Regions from separate parts of the Homo sapiens genome. Here region 1 is linked to region 2. Evidence: read pairs that join two places in POLR2A ChIA-PET (ENCODE). Cell type or tissue: Caco-2. All regions are shown on one strand. Links, peaks and the distances in the headings refer to the core of each region. The heading gives the core; the rest is flanking DNA.

The links. Peaks named below come from ENCODE experiments on the same cell type or tissue, not always from the same donor. Only the 100,000 strongest peaks of a DNase experiment are listed, where the experiment ranks them.
Region 1: POLR2A ChIA-PET joins it to region 2 with 13 read pairs; 2 of 35 experiments call an interaction of 5 or more read pairs at or near these places.

Annotation. Positions count from the first base shown.
Region 1 is chr4:52,942,421-52,951,717 of GRCh38, forward strand. All of the region lies in intron 5 of SCFD2 (sec1 family domain containing 2), which reads right to left. SCFD2-AS1 (SCFD2 antisense RNA 1) reads left to right here. Exons shown (of 3, transcript XR_245255.4): 2 at 3,133-3,340; 3 at 5,860-8,602. Among named protein-coding and RNA genes, the nearest start is that of SCFD2-AS1, 20 kb to the left of the region's middle. RefSeq lists an enhancer at 7,860-8,797. In Caco-2, for the core only: no CTCF peak of the experiment used is centred there; no DNase peak of the experiment used is centred there.
Region 2 is chr4:52,742,450-52,751,253 of GRCh38, forward strand. ERVMER34-1 (endogenous retrovirus group MER34 member 1, envelope) reads right to left here. Exons shown (of 3, transcript NM_001242690.2): 2 at 8,481-8,620; 3 at 104-3,494. The coding sequence starts at 3,071. The coding sequence ends at 1,380. It overlaps LOC124900185 (small nucleolar RNA SNORA26), which reads left to right and starts at 5,688; the gene lies at 5,688-5,810. LOC107986281 (a long non-coding RNA gene) reads left to right here and starts at 8,518. Exons shown (of 2, transcript XR_001741691.2): 1 at 8,518-8,804. In Caco-2, for the core only: no CTCF peak of the experiment used is centred there; a DNase peak (open chromatin) is centred at 1,392.

The DNA.
Region 1 (9,297 bases), core at 3,200-5,699, 200 kb after region 2:
TGGAAGTGCTAACTTAGGAGAGGTAGAATCATGTGGCTGTTAGGAGCAAGGGCCAGGGAGCCAGGGAGACTGTTATGAGTCCTGTTCTGCCATTCATTAGTTGTGGGGGCCTGAGCAAATTACCTGACTTCTCTGGGCTTCATAAATTCAATATGGGTGATAAAAGTACCTCCTTCATAGGGTTGTTGGGGGAATAAATGAGTTACTATATGGAAAGCCCTTGAAACAGTGCCTGACACTGAGAGAAAGGCAACTTTGTTAAAGTTACCTTTACGTAGCACTCTCAATGAATGACATCTCAGGAGGAGAAGTACAGAAGGGAGAGGGACTAAGGTCCAGGGAGAAAGTATTTCACTCCACTTAATATAACTCAAAACAAGTGGGCTAGCAGTGGCTTGGCCTTGGAAATATTCTGAGCATTTTGATATGAGAATATTCCTCATCAAAATGGGATTTGCCTATATAGGAAAGCTTATAGATAGCTAAGGATATGACCTATATAAATCTGCCATGGAAAGTAAAAGCAAAAAAAAAAAAAGTCATTAAGCACAAGGGAATTTGGTACTATCTGAATTTGACTTTACCTTGATACTACTAAATAAAATCTCCTAAAATGGTAAAAAATAATTTAAACAAAACAAAGGTATGGGAGTAGCCCAGTGATTCAAGATGGTATGCCTGACACAAGAAGGCCAGCTGCAGCCCCCAGCTTCTCTGGCACTAGTGTCAAGAGTATGCCTTACGGAATGTGCTGAATTCCAAACATCCCATATTAAAGAAACTGTCAGTAACTCATGCCTTAAACAAAACAAAACAAAACAAAACAAAACAAAACAAAACAAAACAAAAACCCTGTTAAAGATAGGCATTAAGCTTATGCTAGGTATATGTTTTAGTTTGTTCTGTGCTGCTATAACAGAATATTTCAGACTGGGTAATTAATAAAGAACATAAATTTACTTCCTCACAGTAAATTTATGGATGTTGGAAAGTCAGTGTCAAAGTGCCAGGTGAGGGCCTTCTTGCTGCATCTTCACAGGGCGGAACCAGGTGTAGCTTCTCTTTAATTGATACATAGTATTAATCTGGCCTTCAAGCACTCACCATGCAGTGAGTAACTTGTGCCCATATCCTAACTTTGTGAATTTCCCTTATCCCTAACAGGAAGGGCAAGAGAAAACCAACCCCCTCCATAGAGCCCCTTTATAAGGGCACTTAATCCTCATTCATAGGGGAGGAGCTTTGTTGGTCTAATCACATCTTAAAGACCCCACCCCTTAATACTATCTTATTGGCAACACTTGAATTTTGGAGGGGACACATTCAAACCAAACCCTAGCATATTAGGCTGACATGAGGAGAGACCCTGAGCTCACCATGCAATGGCTCTGTATCACCCATCTTGGCTTCCTTCTTCTTCTCCCAACCCTTCAATGTGCCTAAAATAGAACCATGTGGGAGGGCTGAATTCAGACACATGGTATAGCTTTATTTTTAGCCCATTGAAAACATTTGTTTATCAAACAATCACATGAAATGAAAGCCTAACTACAAGAGCTCCAGGATGTCAAAATGTTAAAAGTACAAACAATTATTTAGCAGATAAACCCTTAGAAACTGACAAGGATAATGAGCACTAAAAATATTCTTAATGGGCCTTATTGAATGATAGATAACACTTGTAATTTTAAACACATTCTGTCTCTTTTAGTTGTATCTGGATTAATATAATTATATCATATGACCTCTCAATATTTATTTTATGTCATTGTGGACTAAGACTGAGAATTCTCTTGTTTCTTTATTCATACAAATTATGTATTACTGTTTATCTCATTTGTCAAAAGATTTCCATACTGCAGAAATGTTATTGAGTTCTATACCAAAATGTCTCTGGTTGTGGGAGAAGACATTGAAATTATATTGCTTTTATAACAATCATGTCTTAGAAATGTTAAGTTCCTTCTTATGCCCAAATATCTGGGACTTAAGAGAAGAACCATGACAAGTAGGGTTAAAACCACTAAAGGAAGAGACCATAAGACAGAAAAAGATAATAGCTAACTATATTATTCAGTTCTTTAGGGTCCATGCTAGAGAACTATGCAACACTGTAAAGAGATAGATGTCATGACTCTTTTATTTAAAAGATTGAATTACCTATGTCTGTTGTTCTAATGACAAATTTATCATCTAAATTTTGCTCTCAAGGACAAAACTGCCTGGTCTCTCTTTTCACATGTTTAACATAATAGATACTCTACTTCAACTTTTGAATTTAGTTTTAAATATATTTCACTAAAGTGCCTGGCCACTGTTGCCTAATGCTTGATCAGAGACATCCCTCTGAGGAGAGCTATAGGTAGGTGAAGTAACCTCCAGGTTAACTGGTGGAAGGAGAAGGTGGCCTCCTTCTGAAGTCCCCTCCCTGGAGTCATTAAATGTCTTTGAGCTACTCAGAGATAATCAAACCTTCCATGTCCACCTAGCTGCAGATATTTCTTGACCAACTCCTGTATCAATAAGTAAAGACTAAATTAATAATATGGAGTAATATGCAGTCACTAAAAAAGCTCTATAGAGTTATCTGAAAATAACTAAGACATATTAAGTGGAAGAAGCAAGCTGTGGAACAATATGCAGAATATTATGTCATAATGCTTTAAAAAGCTCTATATACTTCTAAGCATTTCTTTGCAGATAAATTTGTATGTGAATACTTACAAAAGAATGTAGAAGACTACATCAAAACTGATGAAAGGGGTTACATATGGAAAGGGGTGAAATTAGAAAAAGAGATCTCAAGAGGGACTTGTGCTTTTATCTCTATTGTTTAAATTTCATTCGAGATCACATTCGTATGCTATAAGCATTATGAATCTTATTTAATTATATATTTAAATTATTTTTCTTTAGAGAACTAAAGGCACAGCCCAGAAAATCTGGTTGGAATGCCTTGTTTTTATATCCCCAGCCCACACTTAAGATTTTCTCTCCCCAAATCCTCTCCCCCTCAACACATATATTTTAACTTAGTCTGGTAAAATAATTCCATATCCTTGTCATGGCAATGAGTATGAGGATGTTAACACTGACCTTTTTACAGATGTTTCTTTTTACATTAATACTTAGTGTTCATCCATGGAAAAATGAGTTGTACTTCTGCTAATGTCAAGGGCAAGACTCAAATTCAAAAAACATCACCACTACCAATAAACAAAACCAAAGGGAAAGGATTCCTTATCAGCAGACAGTTACAGCTCCCACTAGGACACTGCCTTCTCAGCGGCTTCAGTTATCAGATATTCCTGGACATACTTTCCAAGCCATGAAAAATAACGTAAGTTTCAAATGGGATTATTATTTTACTGACTTTAAATTCAATTCTCTTTTTCTTTCTCTAACCTTTCAGTTACAGAAAGACTCATGAGAATTTTAACATTCCTTTCTCTTTTTTCAAGAAGGAATAATGAGTTTGGGATTTATACATCGAACATTTTGGGGGGTTATATTCTTTTCTTTTCCCTAAATTAACTGATTTTAAAAAGCAAATGCTGCATCCTTTTAAAATAATCTTTTAACTTTTTTAGTTTTAGGAGAAAATAAAACCACGTGCATTTGGAATAAGTTACTATCATGGAAAAATGAAATAGGTTATTTGCAAAAAATTGAGACAATAAGACTCTTGCTTCAAAAGCATAGAAAATTATCACAGGTGTCTAATGAATCTCTTGGCATGGTACTAGGGATCTGCATTTTTAATACCACAGTTAGTTCTGATGGTTTGCCAGCTATGTTTTCCTTCTTGGTATAAAATGCATTTTCTAAAGCTGTGATTATCAGCCGTGAACATCATAGGTTTATCTCAGTATGCCAAAAAGATCCTTAAGATCTCATAGGAAAAGATTCTAAAATTTTCCATTTAAAAAATAAATATATAGAGTACTTTCAGAAGGATAGGAAATGGCATGTTTCAAAATTACCAAAGTATTCTTACTCTAAAAATGTTAGGAATATTTGCCCTTTACTTCTAAAAAAAAAATTTGATGAAAATACCTAAAATTCAGAGTTCCTTCTTAAGCAAAGAGAAAGGAGTATCAGAGTTCTCAAGAATTTTTCTGTAATTAGGAATAAAAATGACTTATCATCATAACAACTAAGATTAGGGTCATAAACAATCACTATGTTTTCATCTCCTTAACCAAAAATATTAATTATGTTTCTGTAGTTTACCATAATAAAGCCACTTATTTTAATTTCTAGAAAATCTTAAGAGTTAAAAGAAATAGGCTCTCATCTTTTAAAAATCCTCATTTACCAGGATTGGAACCTCCTAGAACAAAGGATTAGCATTATTACTATTCAGGACTCAGGGATTGTTTTTCTTTGAGTCTTAGGTACTTATGGTTGGAAAGCTGGGAGGATCAGGAAAGTAGACATCAGAAGAAAAGGGTAATAATCTTTGGAATGAAATTGGTTGGGCATGTCAACCTCAGCAGGCTCGATGGCACTGTCCTATTCTATTTTTGCATCTCTGTCCTGCTGACAGTTTCCAGCCCATGCAGGCTGCTCACTGTGCCCTGGTGCATGTGAGCGCTTTCATTCAGGCCATCTCAGGGACTCAGCTGTCAGAGCTGAGTTGGCTCCTGCACTGTTCTTACAGGCTTTCTTCTCCCTAATTACATATATTTGATCACTCAGCTAGAAAAAAGTCTTGGCAAACTGCACTACAATAATCATTTCTCCCTTCAGCTCACCATCAAGAAAAATATCTGTCATGATGAACTCAAGATTTGTTGAAGGATGGCCATTCGGAAAGGGCTTTCCATTCACGGGGAAACTGACAGACAGAAGCCAGAAGTCATTTCATTATTTAGAGCGAGCTCCGGCCTTCATAGGCTTATGGCAGTTGAAACTCAGGTTCCATCAGGCATTAGTATTGTAAAAATACCAATTCTCTACAAATTGATCTAGCAATTCAGTACAATTTCAATGAAAATCACAAAGTGAAGTGTGTATGTATAATTTTACAAATTGATTCTAAGACACCTATGCGAGAGCATATGGTTAAGAATAACCATGAAAAATTTGAAGAAGAACAGACTCATTATACATATATAGTAATTAAGACAGGGTGGTATTGGCACAGGGATAGACACATTTAGATGAATGAAACAAAGCAGAGGGCCCACAAACAGTTCCATGCACATATGGAAACTTGATATACTACCAAGATGGCACTGAAATTCAGTAGGGGCAAGGATGAACTACTTAGCAAATGGTGTTCGCAAAAAAACGATATAAAATTTCATCCCTAGATTACAAATTTCATGGAAAAAAAATACAGGTGTACTAAATGTGAAAAGGCCAAAACTTTAAAATTAAAAAAAAAAAATTGAAAGATACCATGAACAGAGTGAAAAGCTAAGCCTTAAGCTAGTATAAGGTATTTGTAACATAAAACCAACAAAGGATTACATAAGTAAACAAAGAAATCAATAAGAAAATCAATTGGAAAAATACAAACAACCAAGTAGAAAAATAGGCCAAAAAAAAAAAAAAAAAAAAAGCAGGCAAATCCTAGAAGAAATCATGTGAATCACAAAAAATCACGTACAAAAAATTCTTTACACAGGATCAGGGAAGAGAGAATGACACAAATTTAAAGGTGTGATACTACCCAAATCCATATGGGATACAGCAGAGGCTGGAACCCTGAGGTGGGAGAGTGTAGTGTTGTAAATAAAATAGAGGGATTAAACGAGATAAAGGCTATTACATGCCTGGAACACAGCAAGTGCTCTGTTAATGCGCTTTCTCTTCCCTCTTTTGTCCCCCTGGCACATGGCTCTTAATCAGCAGAGCCACAGCTTTCCCAGCACTCTGACAAACATCCATGAGCCCCCAAAGACCGGGAAGTAATGATGATGCAGCTGCGGCACCATAGAAGAAACAAGTGATTTCAGTCAAAGGGCCTGGACTCACGAGCTAGCAACTTTGGACAGATTCTTGAACTCTCAGCCTCAGTTTCTGCTTCTGTAAAGGGAGATAACTACAGTGACCTTCAGGTTATCTTGAAGATGCCAATGAGCTAGTGAAAATGCAATTTAATCTGTACAGAACTAAACAAATGTAAGTCAGTGCTAATATTCTGTTCCTAGTGGGGACATGCCAAGTCTCTTTACTGCAACCAGTGGTTCACATATGGAAATATTGTGCTAATTTCCAACTCCTACTTATATATATGATTTGTTAACTCTGGAGGATGCAGCCATCAGCATAAGCAACCAACAGAAGAACACGCTGGATCCTCTCCTTTTCCTGACAGTGTGTAGTCTTCATGGGGGTGGACAGGCTAGATTTAAAACGATGGGCGGATTGATTATTTTTCTGCATCTATTTCCAGGGTTGTAATGTATATTCTCTTTCTCCCACATCCCGCCTTCTATTTTCTTCTCCCTACACAGGCTCTTTTAATACAAATTAATTAAAAGCAGGCATCTTAAGAGGTGGCTTAAGAAGACTCCTGCATCATCATAGGGAGTTAAAATTCTGAGCAAAAAGCCTTCTGGAGGAGAAGCATAGGACAGGCAGCCCCAAGACTGGACTGGATAGATGTTGCTGAGCCACCAACTCTCTGAGGGACCTGAGACAAAGCCAGGTGACCTCACCAGTGCTCCATGTTCTCACCATAAGTTCTATAGGACACTCAAATATTCTCAGGACATCAGTTTACTATACACATGCACACACACATATTTTACATTTCATTCAAAGGGTAAAACATAGACTCCCTTTGTTCTATAAACCTACAAACATGTCTGAGCATTTTTTACATAAATATTTCACAAATATTTTACATGAATACTTCGACTTATAAGTCCATATTTTAACAATGGCATCTTTTCCAATGTGTACATTATGGAAGTGTGGTTGGGGTGTACAGCCTAGGAGCTCAGGGACTGCACAGGCCTGTTCTTTATGGATGCATTGCATTCATCTCCCACAGCCATTTGTAGCTTCAGCTGTTTCTGAAAGCAGCCACTTTCCCTTTTGATGTCTGAGGTCCATTATTTTCATTTTTGACTTAACCAACAGGTGTTCTCTCTTGAACTCTTTCCTACATGAGCTGTCTTGCCTCAGGGTTCCCACGGACAGGAGAGTTTTTCCTACAGTGTTACTGAGAGGCACAGAGAAATCAGTTCCTCCTGGTCCACTGGCTCCGCTCTCAGCACTGCAGTCTCTTGTGACCACGCTGAAGTCTCAACGTTTCCCCCTTCTGAGGACATGCAGGGACAGAAGGGTGAACCACAAGGGCCAGACCTAATGCTCCAGGAAAACAATGAAAGAACAATTTTCCATCCTTTTATTTAGGGCTTAAGTAAGCCAGGCCTGTAACACCAAATTGTGAGAGTGCACAAGATGTTTTTGAACCTTGGTGCAGAATCCAGAAAGAAGTGCAGCCTCTGGTGACAGGGTCTTGGGCTAGCCATGTGAAGCCTGGCTTTATGTCAGGCCTCTCAAATGTGCTGTACAAACCTACCTGCAGGTCTACTCTAGGCAGAAGGGGTGGACCGATGGCACCAACAAACACATCTGTACACACAACAGTGCAGCAGACACTTGTGGATGGGGTATGAGACAAGCTGTAGATGCCCTCAATTAAATCTGAGGACAAAAGAAGACTGCCCAGAGAGTGGCACTAGCATGGCAACAAAATATTTCAAAATATTAATGGGTTTTACATACACGCATAAAATCACATTTTTCTGACCTTATAACACATTTCAGTCATTTAGGTATTGAGTTTGTAATGCTTGTGGATACTCGAAAAATTGAAAGAGGCAAAGTTAGACTTCTTGTCCCCAAGACTGGAAATATGTCCCTTCGTTGGGAGTTGGGTGGTGTTGAATGCAGTTGGGGTGGAAGGAGAGGAGAGCTAATGGGAAAACAAAGAATAAGTAAATGTTCTACATTCCTGAGAAAAGGGGCCCTGCCCCCTAGCCATCTCTGCAGCAAAGCCCTGGGGGAGAGAGAGAGAATGCTCAGACATGTTTGTAGGTTTACAGAACAAAGGGAATCTATGTTTTACCCTTTGAATGAAATACAGGAAAGCAAAATACCTAGAGCAGAAATGGCTGTGTGACATGTCAGACAAGGTCATAGAGTTTTCCATGGCCCTGCACTGCCCGTGGCTCATGTGGCATGACTGTAGGTGAAACCCAGAATGGACTCTCAAGGTGCCCTGGGCTCCCTTCCTCAATGGCTGAAGAAGGCTTCTCTTGACCTAATGGAGTTTAAAGAGACTTGGGGATATAGTGAACTAGACCCCAGAAGCCTTTCAAACAGGAACTAGGGGGCGCCCACCAGGACCTTGTGGACTGACAGTGGAGGCTCAATGAGACAAAATGTGTCATGGAGATGCCTTCAGGACAGACAGCATTCGGGAACAGATACCAGCTCCTTACAGTCTTGGCCTCCAGATTAGACATGGCCCTGGAAAAAGGTGATGGGGGACCTGGAATTACCAGACAGCAATTCCGTTCCCCCACTTAGTGGAATGGGAGCACAACATGTAAATTAAAGGAATTAGAGAAAAACATTTAAAGTTGCATTTGTTATACACCCGAACATTTATCCTGAGACTGATGCCCACTACACTGGTAAAATCAACCCATAATAGATGTGTTTAGTTTGGGACTAACATACTCTAAGAGGTGGCTTTGATTGATTGATTCATTCATTCATTAATTCTCTCCCTCCCTTCCTTCCTCCCTGACTCACCAAAGAGCCAGCCATTCTGCTGAGTATTAGCAATGTTTTTCTTTAAAAAACTCCAAACACCTATTTCCTGCCCTCAAGATTTAGAAGTTTGGCTAAGACACGGAGAAGCATAGAGAGGCAGAAACAGAAACACTGACGACTAAATCTAATGCAACATGGTAAGGTCTATAACCAACATGCATACTACATTGTCTAAGAGCACAGAAGAAGGCTTGTTAACCTGAGACTGGGAAATCTTTGAAAACTGACAACTCCAATCTAGCCAACCAGTACCCTTAGAAAGACTAACTTACGATTGGAAAGCTGTAATCGACTCAATTATATTGAAAATTTGGGGGGATGTGTTGTGGCAGAAGCATCATCTGCATACTGACTATCTGTAGGATCCACCTAATTTTCCAGCCCCCTAGCAGTTAGGAGAAGTCATGTGATTAGTTCTTGTCAAGAGTCTGTAAGAAGTGATACTCCAAAAGCTTACACGAGACCCTCCAGCTCAGCTCTTCTTTCCCCACC
Region 2 (8,804 bases), core at 1-2,500:
AATTATCAATCTGCTATGTTCATAAATTTGTTTATGTGCAACCTTAAAAAGGAGGTGAGAATCTCACAGTCCATTCCTCTTACATGTGAATCACTTTCAATTGTGAATGGCTTTTCCTGTTTTATTTGCAAATACATACACATATACATATCATTTCCCCTTTTTTAAAATAAAAAGTAACATACGAGGCTGGGTGCAGTGGCTCACACCTATAATCCTAGGACTTTGGGAGGTTGAGGTGGGCGGGTCATGAGGTCAGGAGACTGAGACCATCCTGGCTAACACGGTGAAACCCCGTCTCTACTAAAAACACAAAAAATTAGTCAGGCGTGGTGGCAGGCGCCTGTAGTCCCAGCTACTCAGGAGGGAGGCAGGAGAATGGCATGAACCCAAGGGGGCAGAGGTTGCAGTGAGCCGAGATTGAGCCACTGCACTCCAGCCTGGGTGAAAGGGCCAGACTCTGCCTCAAAAAAAAAAAAAAAAGAGTAACATACTAGGTATGCTGTTCTGCATCTTGCTATTTTTCAGTAATAGTATAATCTTTAGCAAGCTATCTACCCTTTGAGTTGATTAATCTGTAAAATATGAACACCGAGAGGATTAACTAGAAAGATGCATGTAAGGAACTCACCAGAGGACTGGGCAGAGTGAAGCATTTGATATAATAGATGCCACCTCAACACTCCCTGCATCCTACTTCCACCTGCGGCCCATTTCATAAGATGGCTAAAATGCATATCAGACTAATATTCCATTAGACCACTAAAATGCCCATGGGAAATCAGGAAAGCTCAGATCATACCAGCCTAAATTATTTGTGGCTTTCTCCCTAAAGTAAGTTTTCAGTCAATTCTGATGACTACCCAATATTTATTCTTTGAGACAAATTTAAGGACATAGTTTTGTGTATGTGTACATTGGATTCTTCTACCTTCAACCAAAATCAAGGGAACAAAATTCCCTTATCTATTCAAACACACTCTTTGGTCTATCCAGAAGCCTACAAAGTGCTGTTGGGAGAAACTATCCTGCCCCCAACTTAGTTCCAGTGTTTGGGGGCTTGCAAATTAACAGATCAATAGAAAAAACATTTATTATATATGCATGCAAGAACACTACAAAGAGTAGCTCTCTGAACAGCAAGGGGTAAGGGTTTACAGATCAGCTTTATGGTGTGTGTCTTAAGGCTTCAGAATGAAACTACAAAAAGTTCTGATAAGGCTTATTTACAATACCTTGGGAGGTCCTAGTGCTAAGTGCCCTTATAAGAGGAACACTCAGAGGAGGGTTTTGGCAGCTGAATTCTCGGTAAGACCTGCTTTACTCATCAAAGTTTAGCTAAGGCTTTTTGTCTGCAGCTGCTGTTTGTTCAGATATTCTCAAAGTAGACTTGTGTCATATTGATGGGTTGTTAGTCCCTTCATTGCCCTATTTGAAACTTGACATGAAGTTTCACTGACAAGGAGCTGTGCTGATTGCTGTGGAGATAAGGCTAGGTTCAGAGGTTGGGAGTTAAGGGATCTGCGAGATTTGCGAAAGACACGAACATAGATTAAAACAAAGATGAATAAGCAGAAAAGAACAATTAAAAGCACATAGCCCCATGATCTGAACCAGTCTCCCACTTTTGCAAATATGCCTTGCCAATCAAGTAACGGTACATTCTTCAGGTTCTCGGATGCTTCGTGGAGACGCTGTATATTAGACTTTATTTCTTCCGAATAATTTATATAGAGGCAACACTGTTTGCCAACAGTTCCACAAGCCGTTTGTCGTTGGGTGGTCGGTATATCCAAGACATGATCCTTTCGGGATGCAGAGGCTAAACTGCTAACTTTTGATTGGTGTGCTTCCAAGGTCTGCTTAGTGGCACTGAATTCCTGTTCCATTGCTTTGGAAATGTTTAGAATTGCCTTTTCTAAATCATAAGTTCCCAAACTTGGAAAAAGGGCCCTTATTGTTGAATTGTCCTTGGGGTTGCAATACAGAGGTGGATTGTCTGTGTCTCCTTGGGTGCATCTATGCGGTGTTACTTTATGAATGAAGGATCTCAGGTTTGTAATTTGGCTAGCATTTAAGGTGAGGTATCTGGTGAGGGAAGGTACAAGATACCCAAGTCCACATCGCCCAGACCATTTAGGTGGAAACCCTTTGTACACCCCATTGCCGCACAAAAAAAAGAGGCCAGAGTTGTTCACAGACAAGGTCAGATTGGAACCTGTGAGCCACCAGGTGGGGGTCCGGTGTCCATCATGACCTTTGTCATTAGTTATGCTGGCATCTGCACATCTCCATTTCCCATGTGCCTCTGTCAGGCCATAAGAGCAAAATAGGTTGCGAAATAGCTGGTACAGAAGGCCTTTGGTTTGGTTTTGGCAGCTATAGAGACAGGTGTCATTACCTGACCAGGTCAATCCAGAATTTCGATCTACCCATTTGTAGTCTTGGGTATTGGGCAGACCAATCAAGGGAACAGCTGAGCTGTTCCAGGTCCGGTTTGTGCAACCTGCAAACCAGGAACATTGTCTAGTGCCTAGGCAAACACTTGTATCATCATCATCGTTCCTGGATTCATTTGTAACATCTATAGAGGGCATGAAGGTGCCATCTGTAGAATCAAACCATAGTATTTGATTACAGTATTGTTTAGGTATATTACCTAGGAAGGGTCCACTGCCATTTTTATTTTCTACGCAAAGAGAAAAATTTCCCTCCAATAACCTTACTTGAGCAAAGGATAGACCTTGAGCTTCCATGGAGGCTTCCCAGTGCCAAGTCACTTTACGATAGGAGGAAGTAGAGTGATTCTGTACTTCTGCTTGTGGATACCACACCCTTTCATACATCCATTGTCCAGAATAGGTCCACCAGGTGCTTGCACTGGCAGGAACAAAAACTAGTTCGGGTTGTTCTGCATTATCTAGATGTTCACATAACCAGCAATTAGACTGATTAGTCAAGATAGATAGTGTCCGGAAAACTGGAGCAAGCAGGTGCTGAGGTTGTACTAGAATTGTCAAAAAAGCAGTAAGGGTTAGTTGAAGCAGGGCATAGTTTGAAAGGGAGCCCATAGTGGAGGAACAGGCTAGATTAAAACAAGCAAACTCCAGACAATGGAGATTCAATGAAAGGGGAGGGTTTTGTTTAAATTTCTAAGTCAGAGAATTTTCCAGGTTGAGGAGGGAAGATGTTTCAGCTAGTTGGAGATGGAGATGAAGTTCTTGGTCTGAGATACTGAGTAAAGCTGTCTACTTCATCTGCTCATGGAGCCTGTGAGTAGGTGCCAAAATTCCTCAATTTGAGGTAACCCATAGCCTTGGCCTTCCAGTTGTCATATAATGATCTCAATCTAGCTTCCTGTGGCTTGTACAAATTCAGGAATTTTATTTTGATGACTATGTAGGTGGTTAGCAGTACTTCATAAGGTCTCTTCTTTTTCCAGGGAGGTTACAACACATCTTTTCTTCTAAAAACTTTCAGATATACTTGATCACCTGGTTGAAAAGATGGCAGGGTCTGTTAGTGAAAGCCACACATTTTTACCTGTTGAAAATATGCTCCAAGTATACTAATTATTGTATATAATTAGTCACAGTTTTGAATTGTTCACTGAAGTCCTCACAATGCACATTCAATCTATGAAAGTTTTAGAGATGCCAGTAGGCACAGAGTAGCCAAAAACTATTTCAAAAGCAGTCAGTCCTCCTATTTGGAGTATTCCAGACCTTTTTTGTTTGTTTCTTATTTTTTGTAGCGATGGAGGTCGCACTTTGTTGCCCAGGCTGGTCTGGAACCCCTGGCCTCAACTGATCATCCTGTCTCAGCCTCCCAAAGTATTGGGATTACAGCCATGAGCCACCATACCGGTCAGTATTCCAGATCTTTATAAGGACCAAGGGTAATGCTTCTGGCCGTCTGAGTCCAGTTTATTGACAGATTTTTTCCTAGAGTTCATTTTATGTTTAGATTTTTATGTTTCACTTGCCTTGAGGATTGAGTATAGTAGGGGGTATACAATTTTAATGAATATCCAAGAGTTTTGCAAGTAACTGATTTAATTCTGCGTAAAGTGAGTTCCTTTATCTGATTCAATTCATAAAGGAATGCCAAAACAAGAAATAATCTCAGTTGTTAGTTTCTTTTCCACTGTTATGGCCTTAGCACATCTAGTTGGATAGCACAGTCCATCCATTAAACATGCAGTGAGAACAGTCTAAGGCTGGAGACAAATCTATAAAGTCCATTTAGAGTACCATAAAAGGCAGTGTGGGTCTTGGAAGACTCTTTGCAGTATGCTTACCATCTCTAGAGTCTTGGTGAGATTTACAAGTACTGCACTGGGAAATAATTTGATCAGAAATGCTATGGATGCCAAGAGCCAACTGTCTTTTGGCTCTTTTTGGCTCTTTTGATCATCCTATTCACACATATGTAAATACCTTAAAATTTTCTGTATACTAATTATGTTCTGACGTTTGGAAAACCTTTCCAGCTGAGGGCCGGGCACGGTGGGACACACCTGTAATCCCAGCACTTTGGGAGGCTGAGACGGATGGATCACTTGAGGCCAGGGGTTCAAGAACAGCCTGGCCAACACAGCAAAACCCCACCTCTACTAAAAATATAAAAATTAGCTGGGCATGGTGGTGTGCGCCTGTGGTCCCAGCTACTCGGGAGACTGAGGGAGGAGAATCGCTTGAACCCAGGAGGTGGAGATTCCAGTGACCCAAGATCACGCCACTGCACTCCAGGCTGGGTGACAGAGTGAGACTCTGTCTAAAAAACAAAACCAAAAACAAACAAACAAAAAACCTTTCCAGCTGAGGAGAGACTACCTTTCTTAGGGACTAGCCAATTCTCAGAGATAACAAGGGGCCAACCAGGAGCATGTCTTTGATATACAAACTAATCAATCCAGAGCCATACCTCCTCTATCTGGCCCTTACACACATGTAAGCAATTATTTGTCTGCCTTAATCATCCCAGGGCCAAGTGCTATGCAACTAGGGGACAACCTCTACAATTTGAAATCCATTGAAATTATTCAAACTAGCCAATCCTAAGCTGTTCACCCTGCCCTGCCTCTTCTTTCCCATGGAGGTTAACATATACATCCCTGGCCTTGAGTGAAATGAAATGACCCAGGCCACAAGCGCATGACCAGTGGGACTGGAGGGTTCCTTGGTGCATTTGTCACCAAGGCCCGAATCTGGCTCTCTTAACAGAAAGGCAATTGACACCCATGGGCTCACTTAGCAAAACAGCTGCTTCTAATGGGGATTGCAGACTTAAAGAAACTGAGATGCAGCCGGGCACAGTGGCTCATGCCTGTAATCCCAACACTTTGGGAAGCCAAGGCGGGCGGATCACCTGAGGTTGGGAGGTCGAGACCAGCCTGACCAACATGGAGAAATCCCATCTCTACTAAAAATATAAAATTAGCCAGGCGTGGCGGCATATGCCTGTAATCCCAGCTACTCGGGAGGCTGAGGCAGGAGAATGGCATGAACCTGGGAGGTGGAGGTTGCAGTGAGCTGAGATTGTGCCATTGCACTCCAGCCTGGGCAACAAGAGGGAAACTCCATCTCAAAAAAGAAACTAAGATTCATGAGCTGTGGACCAGGGAGCAGTGCAGGGAGTAGTAGCAAACCCTGTAAAAAAAAAAAATCTTAAATCACCCTTTCTTGTGCCCCTTTTAAGGTTGACACAGTGCATTAAGCAGAAGGGTTAAGTAAGTCTCCATAAAACCCAGAGAAGAGAATGTAAAGCTCCTCTTTGGAGGAGCTAGACTCCTGTCTGGAGTCACAGCTGAACAAATTCCTTACAGTTTAAGCACATTTGTGATATTTTTGCATATCACATATGATGCATTCAAACTTAACCTTAGCTTTGACAGTGCATAAAAACCAAGTGTTGGTATTTGACACTGTAAGCAGTAATGGCCCAGCAGAATAGTATAGACTGCTTTCACCTGAGAACATCTGAAGACTGGCTGACTCTGGTCATAATGCCTCCCAGAACCAGATTTCAATGGGTACGGACATTTGAACTGTTACCTACTTAGGCCATGGAATGTCTCAAGTTACTCAAACTCACCCGCAAAGGCCTTGCGTCACTTGCGTTCCTCCTGATCTCGAAGGCAGGTGTGCACACTTAGCAGCTGGCTGTTGCTACCAATGGATTCCCAGTTGTGCTGCCTTTGCCTAACCTCTACATGCTCTCCCAGGCATAACCACAGAAACCTTCACTGAGATATTGAAATTAGCATTAACCACCCCACACACCTGTTTTTATTTACTCAGTTTTGACAAGCCTTTCCGTGTATATTGCTGTGAAAACAATGAGATAGCTGTAGGTATTCTAGGACAACTTTCTTCCTCTCAGGTAAGTTGCATAGCATATTTTTTTTTCTTTTTTTTCCTTAGAAACAGGGTCTCACTCTGTTGCCCAAGCTGGAATGCAGTGGTGCAAGCATGGCTCACTGCAGCATCGAACACCTGGGCTCAAGAGATCCTCCCACCTCAGTCTCCCCTGTAGCTGGGACTACAGGCATGCACCACCATACCTGGCTTCCTTTTTTAAAAAAAATTATTTTTAATAGGGACAAGGTCTGGCCATGTTGCCCAGGGTGGTCTCAAACTTCTAAGCTCAAGTGATCCTCTCATCTTGGCATCCCAAAGTGCTAGTATTATAGGTGTGAGCCACCATGCCCGGCCTCATAGCATATTTTTCATGTCAGTTGGATCCCGTGGTATCAGGCATGCTCCTATGCCTATGTAGTGACCTCAGCTGCCATCCTAATTGACAAAGCCATTAACCTTACAATAGGTTCTCTTATTTACCTTTGTTTCCCATTCTGTGTCAACTCTTACAGTTCCATAAAAGAGTGCCTTTCTACTTGACAGACCAACCCCTCCTCATCTTGCAACTCTGTAATGCTCTAAACCTGTACCTCTCCCTGATGGAGAACCCCACTCCACATCACATGATTGCCTTACAGTCACAGAGTTGGCTTCTAAACCACAAGAAGACCTCTTAAGATACTCCTTGAGCCATCCACACTTACTCTGGGCCGGGTGTGGTGGCTCACACCTGTAATCCCAGCACTTTGGGAGGCCGAGGTAGGGCAGATCACCTGACGTCAGGAGTTTGAGACCAGCCTGGCCAACATGGTGAAATCCCATCTCTACTAAAAAATACAAAAATTAGCCAGCGTGGTGGCTTGTGCATGTCTTCCCAGCTACTCGGGGGATCACTTGAACCCAGGAGGTGGAGGTTGCAGTGAGCCGAGATGGCAGCCTGGGCAACAGAGCGAGGCTCTGTCTTAAACAAACAAACAAAAACAGACTTACTCTATCCTGTGACAACTCTTATAAACAAAATTCTCAGAAAGATAATAACCAGCTATGACATAGTGAGCTTGTACACTGGTGAAAGAGAAAACGTACACTACTTACACTGACTAGGTATACCCTGGGACTCTGCCATGTCCTTGGCAGTTTGGAAACCCCATAGATGATGATGATGATGATTTGAGACGGAATTCTTCTTATTATTATTATTAATTGAGATGGAATCTCACTCTGTTGCTCGGGCTGGAGTGCAGTGGTGCGATCTCCGCTCACCACAACCTCTACATCCCAGGTTCAAGCAATTCTCCTGCCTCAGCCTCCCGGCTAGCTGGAATTACAGGCATGCACCACCACGCCTGGCTAATTTTTGAATTTTTAGTAGAGATGGGGTTTCACCATGTTGGCCAGGTAGGTCTCGAACTCCTGACCTCAGGCAATCCGCCCACCTCGGCCTCCCAAAGTGATGGGATCACCGGAGTGAGCCACTGCGCCCTACCCCCCCATAGATTCTCGACCTCAGCATATACTCCCATCACCAATGGGCATATAATTGTTATCCTATTACAGTCTATTTATTTTCCTACATAAATTATTATTGTTCATTGCGCAACACTTAGGAAACTGATAGAGTATCTTTATGGAATTGTAGGGCTGAGAAAGCTGCTAAATGGGCAGGCAAAAATGGACTCCCTGTCTCTCCTCCACCCAGCTTGCGACCCTCCTCTTATCTCTGACTCACGTTCATTGTCGGGCAAATGCCCCACAACCTAAAACAGACATGGCTACCAAAGGGGGCCAAGCAGTTATGCGATGGATTAGACATGGGACCAAATGGACTTCTTTGGCCACTGTGCTCACAAAGGGGAGACATAGGAGAAGCTCAGGAAAAAATAAAGCGTTATACTCACAAGTCCTAAAGACAGGAACCATGCCAACCATACAGGGCCACATGGGAAAGACACCAGGATGGTCAACAGGCAGAAGATCATCGTGAGGGAAAGGTTCAGAGCACAGCCTCTATTGCCTTCCTGTTAAGCGAGCAGGATTCAGACACCAGGAACCCTCCGGTCCCACTGGCCACGTGCTCAGGGCTGGGTAATTTCCTCCCGCTCAAGGGTAGGAACATACCTGCGCTTAAAACTGAGGCTGCCGCACCTCCGCAGACGTAGACAACGAATTCCTGGAGCCCAAGGTCGGCCGGGGTTGGGTTCCTGTCGCCGCACGCGTGGCCCGCCCGAAACCCGCTACAAAGTAGCGGCGTGTCTGCCCTAGGGAGGCAAAGCGCAAACTTGTTACCGCGCCGGGACCTGCCCCGGGATTCTCCCAGCGGCTCCGCAGGACGCAGCGCCTGTGCCTCGCGCGGCCCTGGGACGGGCACGGCCGTCCGCCCCCTGGGCCGCCGAGGGCTGCTTTACCCCTCCGTTCTGGCCGCGGGCAGCAGAGGAGCTCGGG